Regions from separate parts of the Homo sapiens genome. Here all the other regions are linked to region 3. The links are chromatin loops, found by intact Hi-C in ENCODE. Cell type or tissue: IMR-90. All regions are shown on one strand. Each heading gives the region's core, and the rest is flanking DNA. Links, peaks and the distances in the headings are about the cores only.

What was found. Hi-C counts contacts between places; a loop is a spot of excess contacts. Peaks named below come from ENCODE experiments on the same cell type or tissue, not always from the same donor. Only the 100,000 strongest peaks of a DNase experiment are listed, where the experiment ranks them.
Region 1: it touches region 3 in a loop (3.0-fold over the local background); 15 of 110 quality-filtered maps call a loop at or near these places.
Region 2: a loop joins it to region 3, with 4 times the contacts of the local background. A loop is called at or near these places in 10 of 110 quality-filtered maps.

The regions. Positions count from the first base shown.
Region 1 is chr3:11,528,477-11,532,029 of GRCh38, reverse strand. All of the region lies in intron 20 of ATG7 (autophagy related 7), which reads right to left. It also overlaps the pseudogene CSTBP1. Among named protein-coding and RNA genes, the nearest start is that of VGLL4, 110 kb to the left of the region's middle. In IMR-90, for the core only: a CTCF peak has its summit at 1,669; a DNase peak (open chromatin) is centred at 1,729; H3K27ac peaks cover 1,568 bases.
Region 2 is chr3:11,716,055-11,719,607 of GRCh38, reverse strand. It overlaps a transcript of VGLL4 not described here. Among named protein-coding and RNA genes, the nearest start is that of VGLL4, 74 kb to the right of the region's middle. RefSeq lists a silencer at 1-550. In IMR-90, for the core only: no CTCF peak of the experiment used is centred there; no DNase peak of the experiment used is centred there; H3K4me3 peaks cover 1,009 bases; H3K27ac peaks cover 1,174 bases.
Region 3 is chr3:11,377,379-11,380,931 of GRCh38, reverse strand. It overlaps ATG7 (autophagy related 7), which reads right to left. Exons shown (of 21, transcript NM_001349232.2): 19 at 880-960. Among named protein-coding and RNA genes, the nearest start is that of ATG7, 110 kb to the right of the region's middle. In IMR-90, for the core only: a CTCF peak has its summit at 1,527; a DNase peak (open chromatin) is centred at 1,501; H3K27ac peaks cover 241 bases.

The DNA of each region.
Region 1 (3,553 bases), core at 586-3,085, 150 kb before region 3:
AGTTTCTAAGTCAAAACAACTAATCATTTTCTAAGAGAAGATTCTGGGAGAAATTTGATAAAATGATGCCAACAAAGTGTTTAGCGCAGTGCTTGGCACACAGTAAGCACTCAATAAATGTTAGCTGCTCTGTTATTAGACTTTTTTTTTTTTTTTTTTTTTCCTGAGACAGGGTCTCACTCTTGTCACCCAGGCTGAAGTGCAGTGGTAGGATCTGGGCTCACTGCAGCCTCAACCTCCTGGGCTCAGGTGATCCTCCCACCTCAGCCTCCCGAGTAGCTGGGACTACGGACATGTGCCATCATGCCTGGCTAATTTTTTGCAAAGACAGGGTTTTGCCATGTTGCCCAGGCTGGTCTCAAACTCTTGGGCTCAGGCAATCCAACTCCCTTGGCATCCCAAAGTGCTGGATTATAGGCATGAGCCATTGCACCTGGCCTAGACCATTTTTATGGTATGTTGTCAGGGTAGAGTTTAGTGCAAACCAATATGCAGACTTGCGGACCATGTGATTGCCCCTTGGGCTTAAGGAAATCTACAGAGAGGTGAGCACCCTAATGCCAGCCAGTAATGGACTGGCACACAGGGGGTGGTGGGACCTCAGGAAGGTGCTTTGCCTTGCCAGGTGGGTTGCACCCCAGTGCATTCATAAACAGGCTCAGACCTAAGTGCCAAGCATTAAGTGACCTGTTCCTCTGTGCCCCCCACCTCTCAGGCTAATGCACAGTGCTCCCTGCCCCACACTCACATTCATACTCTTCCTTGACTTCCTCTGGACTCTGCCTTGGCTGGGTACCCTGCACAGCCCCCCCTTCTTCTAGACTGCCAGACCTGGGGCAGAACAACGGGGTTTTAGTCTTGACTCTGTACCTACTGCTGACAGCACCAGGCAGGAGAATAACTTCTCTGTGCCTCAGCCCTTCCCTGCCAACCAGCCAGAGAGGCAAGAAGCCCGCTCTGCCGACTCCATAGTCCTGTGGTGAGCAGACACTTAGCCAGGACCACGGTGAGTGAGGAAGGCAGTCTTCATTTTATTATTATTATTTTCCGAGATAGAGTATCACTCTGTCACCCAGGCTGGAGTGCAGTGGCGTGACCTTGGCTCACTGCAACCTCTGCCTCCCAGGGGCAAGCAACACCGTTGCCTCAGCCTCCCAAGTAGCTGTGATTACAGGTGTGCACCATCACGCCTGGCTAATTTTTGTATTTTTAGTAGAGACAAGGTTTCACCATGTTGACCAGGCTGGTCTCGAACTCCTGACCTCAAGTGATCTGCCTGACTCAGCCTCCCAAAGTGCTGGGATTACAGGCTCAGGCTTCATTTTAAAGGTAGAACGTGGAAATTATTATTTATTATTAAGAAGGATTGAAGAGAGAAAGATACTGGCTCAGTGGGGGTCACTGCTGGAGGGTGGGGTCAGGAGGGCAACAGCGGTTGGTCTCAGAGGAGGGGATTCATTTCACCATCAAGTCTGGAATGGGTGCCGACTGGAAAGAATTGGGGTTTTTCTTGTATTTATCTTTGCATTTCTTGCATTTCTTTAAAGCAAATCATCATTTCCCAATTCAGCATCCAAGTTTCTCAAAACTGATGAAAGACAGTCTGGAAGCTACACTCCTGTACCCAAGCTCAGGTCATTCTGGCTGTTTAAATGCAGAAGGTGGCGATGCAGAGTGCTTCTCGGAGTACGGCCAGGCAGCCTGCTAACAGCACAGGGACTGCACGCGCACCGCACACACACTGCTTTCCTCTGAGAGCATGCCACTGCTTGCAGGGCCTCGCTCTCTCTGGGAGCCGCTCTGACAAATGCTTTAATTGTTCAAAGCAGACAGAGTTTGTTTAGTCATGTCTGCTGAGGTGGGAAGGGTATTATAACACATCTGTGCTGGCTCTTTCTGCATGGGTCATCCAGTTCTCAGGCCTGCCTGCAACCACCACCCTCCAGCCAAGACCGAGAGGCGTCCTCAAAAAAGCCAACGACACCTCTGATCCAAGTAGAAGGTCCTCCTCTGTCCAAAACACATACATGCACTTTCAAAAGAAAAGGAGTGAGAAGGAAGTCTCTGGGCCCCTCCTGTCTCCTGGGCAAGAGGATGGTGGTGCAGATGGGTCATGCTAGGGTGAGTAAGAAAAGGGCAAAGGAGCAAAAGGTGACAGAGCCAACACCTGAGGGGCTGACGAGCACAGAGCCATCTCAGCATCCTTGGTACCTTCGGGCAGAGACATCAACTCTCTGGTCCTTTCTGCCCTGTCCCCTCCCACTGCTACCACGATGACGTGTGGGGTGTCCCCTGCCATGCTTGCCACTGAAGAGACCAGGACGTTGCTAACCAGGTGAAGCCTCAATTATGAGAAAAAAATCAAGAAGTTCCCTATTTTTAAGGCTGTGGTATTCAAGAGCCAGGTGGTCACAGGGACAAACTTCACGTTGCTGATAACATCGTATACTTCCAAGTATTTAACAAGTCTCCCTCATGAAAACAAGCCCTTGACCTCATCTGACTACCAGCCCAAGGCCAACAGGACAAGCTGCTGTATTTCTAAGTCCTGATTTTGAAGAAGGCCCTTCATTCATATGACTAAGACTTAAAACAATTCTCTGTTTGAAGCCACGTATCTGGGAACATAAAATCAATGTCATCTATAGGCTTTACTGCTTGTGGTAGGAGGGGCAAGCAGCTTCTCTTGTGTTACGGTTCCTAAATGTTATTGGATTTTTCCTCCCAATCAATGATCTTAATTACTTTCAAAAAGGGCTATATATTATCTTTAAATATTTATTTGTTAAGTCTTAAAAAACAAAGCAAACTCCCAACTCTTCAACCTGGCTGGCTTTGGAGGTGCCCCAGGATGTCAGCCTCAGCCTCTTCATTCCCAGGCCTTCCTTGCCCCGTCCCCCTCCCATGCCCTCCTGTCCACCTACACGTGTAGTTTCCACTGTCACCTGAATGTACCGCCCCCTTTTTTCCACAGTGCCTTCCATATGGTATTTCTTCTACCTGAAATGTCCTCCAGGCCCACCTTTGCAGTTCCCATCCATTCTGCAGAAAGCCTATCTGTACCTCTCTCCCTCCAGCTGACAGTCTGACCGAATATGCAGTCATGAGTCCAACATCTTATTTATGACTTATCTTCTGCTGTGTCCCTGAATTGTGATTTTATTCTCATAATGCTGTTTTAACTTTTTTTTTTTTTTTTTTTTTGAGATGGAGTCTTGCTCTGTCGCCCATGCTGGAGTGCAATGGCACCATCTCGGCTCACTGCAACCTCCGCCTCCTGGGTTCAAGTGATTCTCCTGCCTCAGCCTCCCGAGTAGCTGGGACTACAGGTGCGCACCACCATGCCCGGCTAATTTTTGTATTTTTAGTAGAGATGGGGTTTCACCATATTGGCCAGGCTGGTCTCAAACTCCTGACCTTGTGGATCTTCCTGCCTCAGCCTCCCAAAGTGCTGGGATTACAGGAATGAGTCACTGCGCCCAAACTATTTTAACTTTCTATATGCATTTTGTATTGTGTCCTCTGGTAGACTCTATGTCAGACTGTGATATCA
Region 2 (3,553 bases), core at 586-3,085, 340 kb before region 3:
GCCGGCCCGGTCCGCGCGTGCGTGTGCGTGTGCGTGTTTGGCGGGGGCCCGTGCGGGGGCTCGGGCGCGAGCCCGCCTGTGCGTCTGCGCGCCCTCGGGGTGCGCCCCGCGTGCCCAGGTCCCGTCCCCGCCCCTGGGTCCCCCGCAGGGCCAGGCCGGCCCCAGGCGGGCGCGCCCAGAGCCGCCGGGCGGTGAGTGCGGTTGACCCGGTCGGCGGGGCGGGACCCGGGCTGGGCGAGGGCTGGCCTGAGAGGGGCCTTGGGGTGGGCTGTCGGAGCAGAACCGGGATGCCCTGCGGGAGGGAGGAGGTGGCGGGTCCTTGCCGGGCCGCTCGGGAGGCGCCGGTGGGAGCGGAAGCGCCTAGGCTCCCGGAGGACGTCCTGGGAGTCGGAGGCTCGGGGCGGGCGAGGAGGCCCGCGCCTGGCACCCCGCGGTCCCCGCCGGCCTCAGGGAGGGCTGTGATGTGGACTGCGGGAAGGGGCACCGTACTCTTCCTGTGCTTCCTGCCCGGTCCCCAAAACAGGACTGCACACTCTCCCTGCACCCAGTGCAGGCCTCGCGGAAGAGCACAGGGCTGTTCGCTTTTTGTTTTGCTTGAAGTCTCCTTTGATTCATCACCCTGAGACATTTAACTGTCTTAGGTTATGAAGACAGTGCTTGCTGGGGCTATTCGTATTTATGTACGTTGCTGGCATGTGTTCGTCTGTTTAAGTTAGATGATTAAAAAATCGGTTTCACTTTGATCGTCGGTGCTGTATGTTTGCTAGTTGTAGTCCCTTCTCTGTGATTAATAAGAACCAGCAGCCTGGCGCGGGAGGGTAGGGGTGTGGGGAAGTGGAGGCGGTTCTGCTGGGTTTTATCAACAGCTGGTTGCCCTCTCTTTGAAAGGCACTGTCTCCCAGTTTGTGGAGTTTTAATATCTTGTTCTATACCCAAGCCTACCTCTACTCAGAAGGAGTCTGGCAGTTGTTTCCTCTAAATAGTCAAAGACAAAAAAAAAATTAATTTGCCTATTAGGATTTGAAGGTCAGTTTTGCATACCATGTTAGCATACCAAACTTTAACTCTTTCTCTACTCGCTGAGTCCACGGACTTGTACTGTTCATTGTTTCCTGCTTGCATCTAATGAAGAGTCTGCGCATGACTGGGAGGGAGTAGAGTGGGCAGTTTAAGGAGACCTTTGGGGTCGGAGCAGTAAAGCTGTCCCTGTGGTGTGATCTTGGGACAAGTTATTTATTATCTCTAAGTCCCAATGCTCTCAATTTAAATAAAGGATTTAGAAATACTTGATTCAGAAGTTTCTTGTCTTACACTCAAGACAGTTTTGAATTTTTTCTTGTATTTCCTGTTACATCTGGCCTGAAAAGTCATCTCCCCCACGGTGGAAATGATGTAAACCCTTCAATTCGTTGTTTAACTTTGGCAAAATTTTAATCCCAGGCTAATTTCCCCGGCCACCGTTTTTTCACACTTCTGGGCAGCCTGCCTTTGCTTTCCATTTGGAAGTGAATGCAAACTAATTTTTATGTTGACCAAAACACAATACAATTAAGAAGATAATTCTGCTATAAATAACTATGGACTACATTCCAAAACTGTGAATGTTGTAGTAAAAACAGCTCTGGGTTATTATTTCTGGAGACTTGAGTTCTAGTCCTATCAGTGTCACTGACTAGATTTATGACCAGAAATGTTACTCGTACTCAAACTTTGTATCTTATTTTCCTTTGTAAAAGGGTGGTAATATTAGTTCCAATACATCACAGAGTTTCAGGAATTACAGAGAATAATGTGCTTTGAAAGTATTTTGTGTTATTTATAAATTCTTTGAAGCTTTGAAAGAGCTACATAAACACAGTTGTTACTGCTATCCCCCAACTGATTTAAAATTATGACTTTATCTGAAGATTTTAACACTTCTTACAGACATGATAATTATGTAAAAACTTTCACTTTTAAATGTTCTGGGCCGGGCGCGGTGTTTCACCTATGTAATCCCAGAACTTTGGGAGGCTGAGATAAGAGGATCGCTTGAGGCCAGGAGTTCCAGACCAGCCTGGACAACAGAGAGACTCCCGGCTCCCAACTGTACCAAAAAAAAAAAAAAAAAAAAAAAATCTGTAGTGGGAAATTCCTCTTAACTCCTTATGGAGGCAGCCCTGTTACCAGTCTCTGGTGGTTGCCAAAACAAATCCAAAGGGAGAGTTTATTTCGTGTCTCTTCTAGGTATCTGTCTTGGAGAGTTTTGCTGTGCAGCTTTTAATTTGCCTTAGTAAAATAATGAGTAGGTTAACAATAAAAGTTGTTTTGTAACTTTGAACATGACCTAACAAAAGTACTAAAAGTTGTAAGCTCAGGAAGGAAAAATAAAATACACGGGAAAATTTTAACGTCACTGAAATTGTGAAACTCCGTCTCAAAAAAAAAAAAAGCACAAAAATATATAAAAACATGTTACTAAATAGACTGCAAAAAGCACAGTTGTTTACAGCATGAGAGCTCAAACAAGAAGGCAGGGTATTGCCTTCTTGTTTTGGTGTGGTGATTTTAACATACCAATGTGTCTGCTTATTGCTTGTGTGAGATGAGCTGTTGCAGCTATGAGAACCTGGTGAAAGAGAAAGTTTTTTGTGTGTGTGAGTTAAGAAATTTCTTCGAGGTATGTTAACTGAGGCTCATTTGTGCTTCTTTCAGGGAACTCACCTAAAGTTAATGAAGCTATGGGTGGGTGTTTAATAGAAGAGTAAAGTGAATGCTGCTAATCTGTAGCATTTAGGATCTGTCCACATAAACCACCCCCCCGCAAAAAAAAACCCAGTATCATAAGAACTAGATTGCAAAATCTTGATGCAAGATTTGGCAGATACAAACTGCCAAGGTAGGAAAAGGAATGTAGGAGGTGCTAAAACCAGAACAATTATACCTTCTTGAAATACAGAATAATAGCACTTTTGCAAAGAGAGAAAACTTTGTAGAATGTACTTTCTGTGTCTCATGCCTCAGGTCTAATAGCCAGATATAGTCGATCCTCATTTTTCGTGGTTCCATGTTTATAAATTTGTCTACTCACTAAAATTTATTTGTAAGCCCCAAATCAATGCCTCTGACACTTTCTTCGACATTTGTGGACATGTGCAGTATGGGGAAAAATTTGAGCCTCCCAATGCACATGTTCCCAGTAGAGCTCAGACAAGGCACTACCCTGCCTTCTTGTTTGAGCTCTCATGCTGTAAACAAGTGTGCTTTTTGCAGTCTATTTAGTAACATGTTTTTATATATTTTTGTGCTTTTTTTTTTTTTTTTTTGAGACAGAGTTTCACTCTTGTTGCCCAGGCTGGAGTGCAGTGGCGCGATCTCAGCTCACTGCAACTTCCACCTTCCGGTTTCAAGTGATTCTCCTGCCTCAGCCTCCCGAGTAGCTGGGATTACAGGCACCCACCACCACACCTGGCTAATTTTTGTATTTTTAGTAGATACGGGGCTTCACCATGTTGGCCAAGCTGGTCTTGAACTCCTGACCTCGTGATCTGCCTGCCTCGGCCTCCCAAAGTGC
Region 3 (3,553 bases), core at 513-3,012:
CTTGTCAACTCAGAATAGAGAAATACATCCCTAGAATTCTCTTTCTTCCACAGTGGCAGACAGACGAAGGCTACACGAAAAATAGTTCCAAATTGTAACTGAGAAGCCACAGTTGGGGATTAGTGGTCACCAACATTATTTTGTATAGCACTTCAACATGAAAATCTTTACTTATCAGCAATCATGAGCCTTAAAAGCCCAGGTCAAGTCGCTGGGCAGCAGAAGGCTGAAAGGAACACTTGAAAGGAAATCAGCTATCACATACAGTGTGCATGTAAAAATCACTCAGATGGTATCCGAAAGCCTATTAAAACACGAGATGCCATCACTGTAGTTTTGAGATATATCAGCCGTTTCACATTACGATGGCTAACATACCAGCTCTATTTTTAGAGCTTCTGGAAAGATCAAAGCTGAAGGGGCCCTTTTAGTGGCTCCCCATCCAGGCCCCTAATCTCTGTTTACTTTTTCTTTGTAATTATGTGGATCTGCAGAAGATGCATAGCCAGGGCCGCCTCACCCTCAGAGTAACGCTTTAAAAAATTGCTCTATGAGGGTCCTGGCTAGGAGGGAACCCTCTGGGGAGGAACAAAGAGCAGTAAAGTTCAAATTCAAGACAAAATTAGCATGATGCAAGTATTGATACAGAGTTGAAATATTTTAACTCAGTCTCCCTACACATTTTCTCAGGCTGGTTTTAAACCACTGTGAGAATGAATACAGATCCATGAAAACAAAGTCCTTTCTGAGGGTTTAGACCCCACCCTTCCCCCACAAAAAGCCCTTAGTTGGTTTCAAGGGCTCCAGCTGGTGAGGCTGCGGTCAAATGCTGACCCGCTCACTTTTAAAAACAAGTCCCTCCAATACAAAATGACTTACTTTGGAAGAACAAGCTGTACATTTGTCAAATGCCAGGCTGACGGGAAGGACATTATCAAACCGTGAAAGAAATCCCCGGATCTAAAAACAAACAAAACAAAACAATTCACATCAAACACACAACGACCACATCTATGAAATGCACGTCTGGTTTCTGACAACAAGTAGGAAATGATTAATATGGCGGCCCGGAAAGAGATTATGAGCAAAAATAAGTTCGAAATGAGTATTTTCCCTTGTAACGTAATCAGTTTGCAGAAGAACTATATTAGGTCCTTTATTCCATTAGGAGCCAGGGCTTACAAGCTTTTCAAATATTTCTGACCTAAAAACAAACTGACTCTAAAATACAAAAAGCAAGCTGTAGTATCTAAAGTATTTTTTAACAAATGTCTTCCAAAATGTTGAACAGGTCCACTGGTATACTCAACTCTTAAGCTCCCACATGTGTTCTAGTGAATATGGGGTAAATACACATTTCTATGACATGATTTTGGGTGGGGTCTCACAAGGAAAGATGGCTTGGGGGACTGTGGAAGGCCGAAATGGCCCTAGACATATATCCAGTTATTTGCTTGATTTGGAACAGATAGAGATAAAATGTAAAACATCATCAGATTTATGGGGAAACAGCACCACCTTGAGCATAAAATTCTGGACTACAACTGAGTTACATTTCCAGAGTATCAGCTATAATCAGGTTTCACAAACTATAACTGAAGTAATTTATTCAGAACATTATACCTGTATATACTATACTTACACCAAAGGGGGAGCTTTAAGCTGTTCTATATATCATAAAAATATGAATGGTAACATCTCTAAACTCTCCATAGGACTCAACGTTTATAATAAACCAGACAACACAAATATTATGAATTAATTTATTTGACCTTTCAAATTCCCCATTTTATGTTGAAAAACCTCAGGCTCAGGAAGAATGGCAACTTGGCTCAGGTAAACAGTAAGTAATGGAGCCAAGACTCAAAAATGGACCTCCTGATGTGAACCTGCCCCCGGCCTGAGCTTCTCTGCTTCCCTCCCTCTCAGAATACCACAGCGTTTGTCTTCAACACTAGGTCTTCTCACAACTTTAACACTCTCACTTGAACAGAACAGAAGACCCGATCCACCACCGTTTAGCCATCCTATTAACACCATGCCCTCTCCCTCAAATCCCCCACCCCCCGAAAAACAAACAATTTGACAAACTATTTAAAGAAAAAGGCTTCTTTTGAGTTTTGGATAACTCCATCCTGATGCTCACACTGTAACAGTGTTAACTGTTTGTGCATACTTCTCTCTGGAAAAAAATCAAACCTGGAAAAACATGCCTACAGCAATTTTTTTTTTTTTTTTTTTTTTTTGGAGATGGAGTCTCACTCTGTCGCCCAGGCTGGAGTACAGTGGTGTGATCTCAGCTCACCGCAACCTCTGCCTCCTGGGTTCAAGTGATTCTCCTGCCTCAGCCTCCCGAGTAGCTGGAATTACAGGCGCCCACCACCACACCCAGCTAAGTTTTTTCTATTTTTAGTAGAGATGGGGTTTTGCCATGTTGTCCAGGCTGATCTTGAACTCCTGGCCTCAGGTGACCTGCCTGCCTCAGCCTCCCAAAGTGCTGGGGTTACGGGCGTGAGCCACCGCGCCCAGCCCGAATTTATCATTTCTATCAAACACTTGATCTCGGATTGCATTAAAAAACACATAGCATATTGATAAAGACATTTTAAAAATTTGGCAGGGCACAGTGGCTCACGTCTGTACTCCTAGCACTTTGGGAGGCTGAGGCGGGCAGATCACCTGAGGTCAGGAGTTTGAGACCAGCCTGGACAACATGGCAAAACCCCCACCTCTGCTAAAAATACAAAATAATTAGCCGGGTGTGGTGGTGCACCCATGTAATCCCAGCTCCTCGGGAGGCTGAGGCAGGAGAATCACTTGATCCTGGGAGGCAGAGGTTGCAGTGAGCTGAGATCCAGCCTGAGTGACAGAGTAAGACTCCATCTCAAAAAAAAAAAAAAAAAATTGGTAACTGGTATAAGTTAGATAGCCTCATCATAAACATATGAAAATATGACAACCTTTTAGTTCCTAACATCTCAGGAATGTGGTAACCATTTCATAATCCATGACCTGAGGCATAATCAGGGTCATAAGTTTGCTATTCAGGACGTCAAAATAGGAGACATCAAAATAGCAGAAAAGAGTTTAATAGCAAGTCACAAATGGGAATGCTGAAATCTTCACGAGCTCTGGAAGTTACAGGCTTGAGAATACTCACAGTGAGTCTCCTCTATACCCCAATTACTTTTATATTAAGTTTACTTAGAAAAGAACTTCATCACATTTAGCATATTTTTCCATTAAAGTTTTTTAACACAGCCTACAAGTCATGTGTCCATCTATGTTTCATGGAAAGGTTTCTGCATGCTGTTTTCTCTAATATGGTTTTCATCAAACTTACTTTATGTTGCACAAATACTGGTAATTTTCTCTGATACTGTCTTATCATTGGAGGTGGGCAGGTAAAGCTGAGGGACAGGGAGAAAGTAGATCCAGTTGGGGTAGAAAGGGAGAGAGGAAATAGAGAAGAAAAACAACAACACCACCACAGGTGGCGAGGAATAGAAGAAAAAGAAGATGCCGTGCACGGTATTGGTTGAATGAGGGTCCA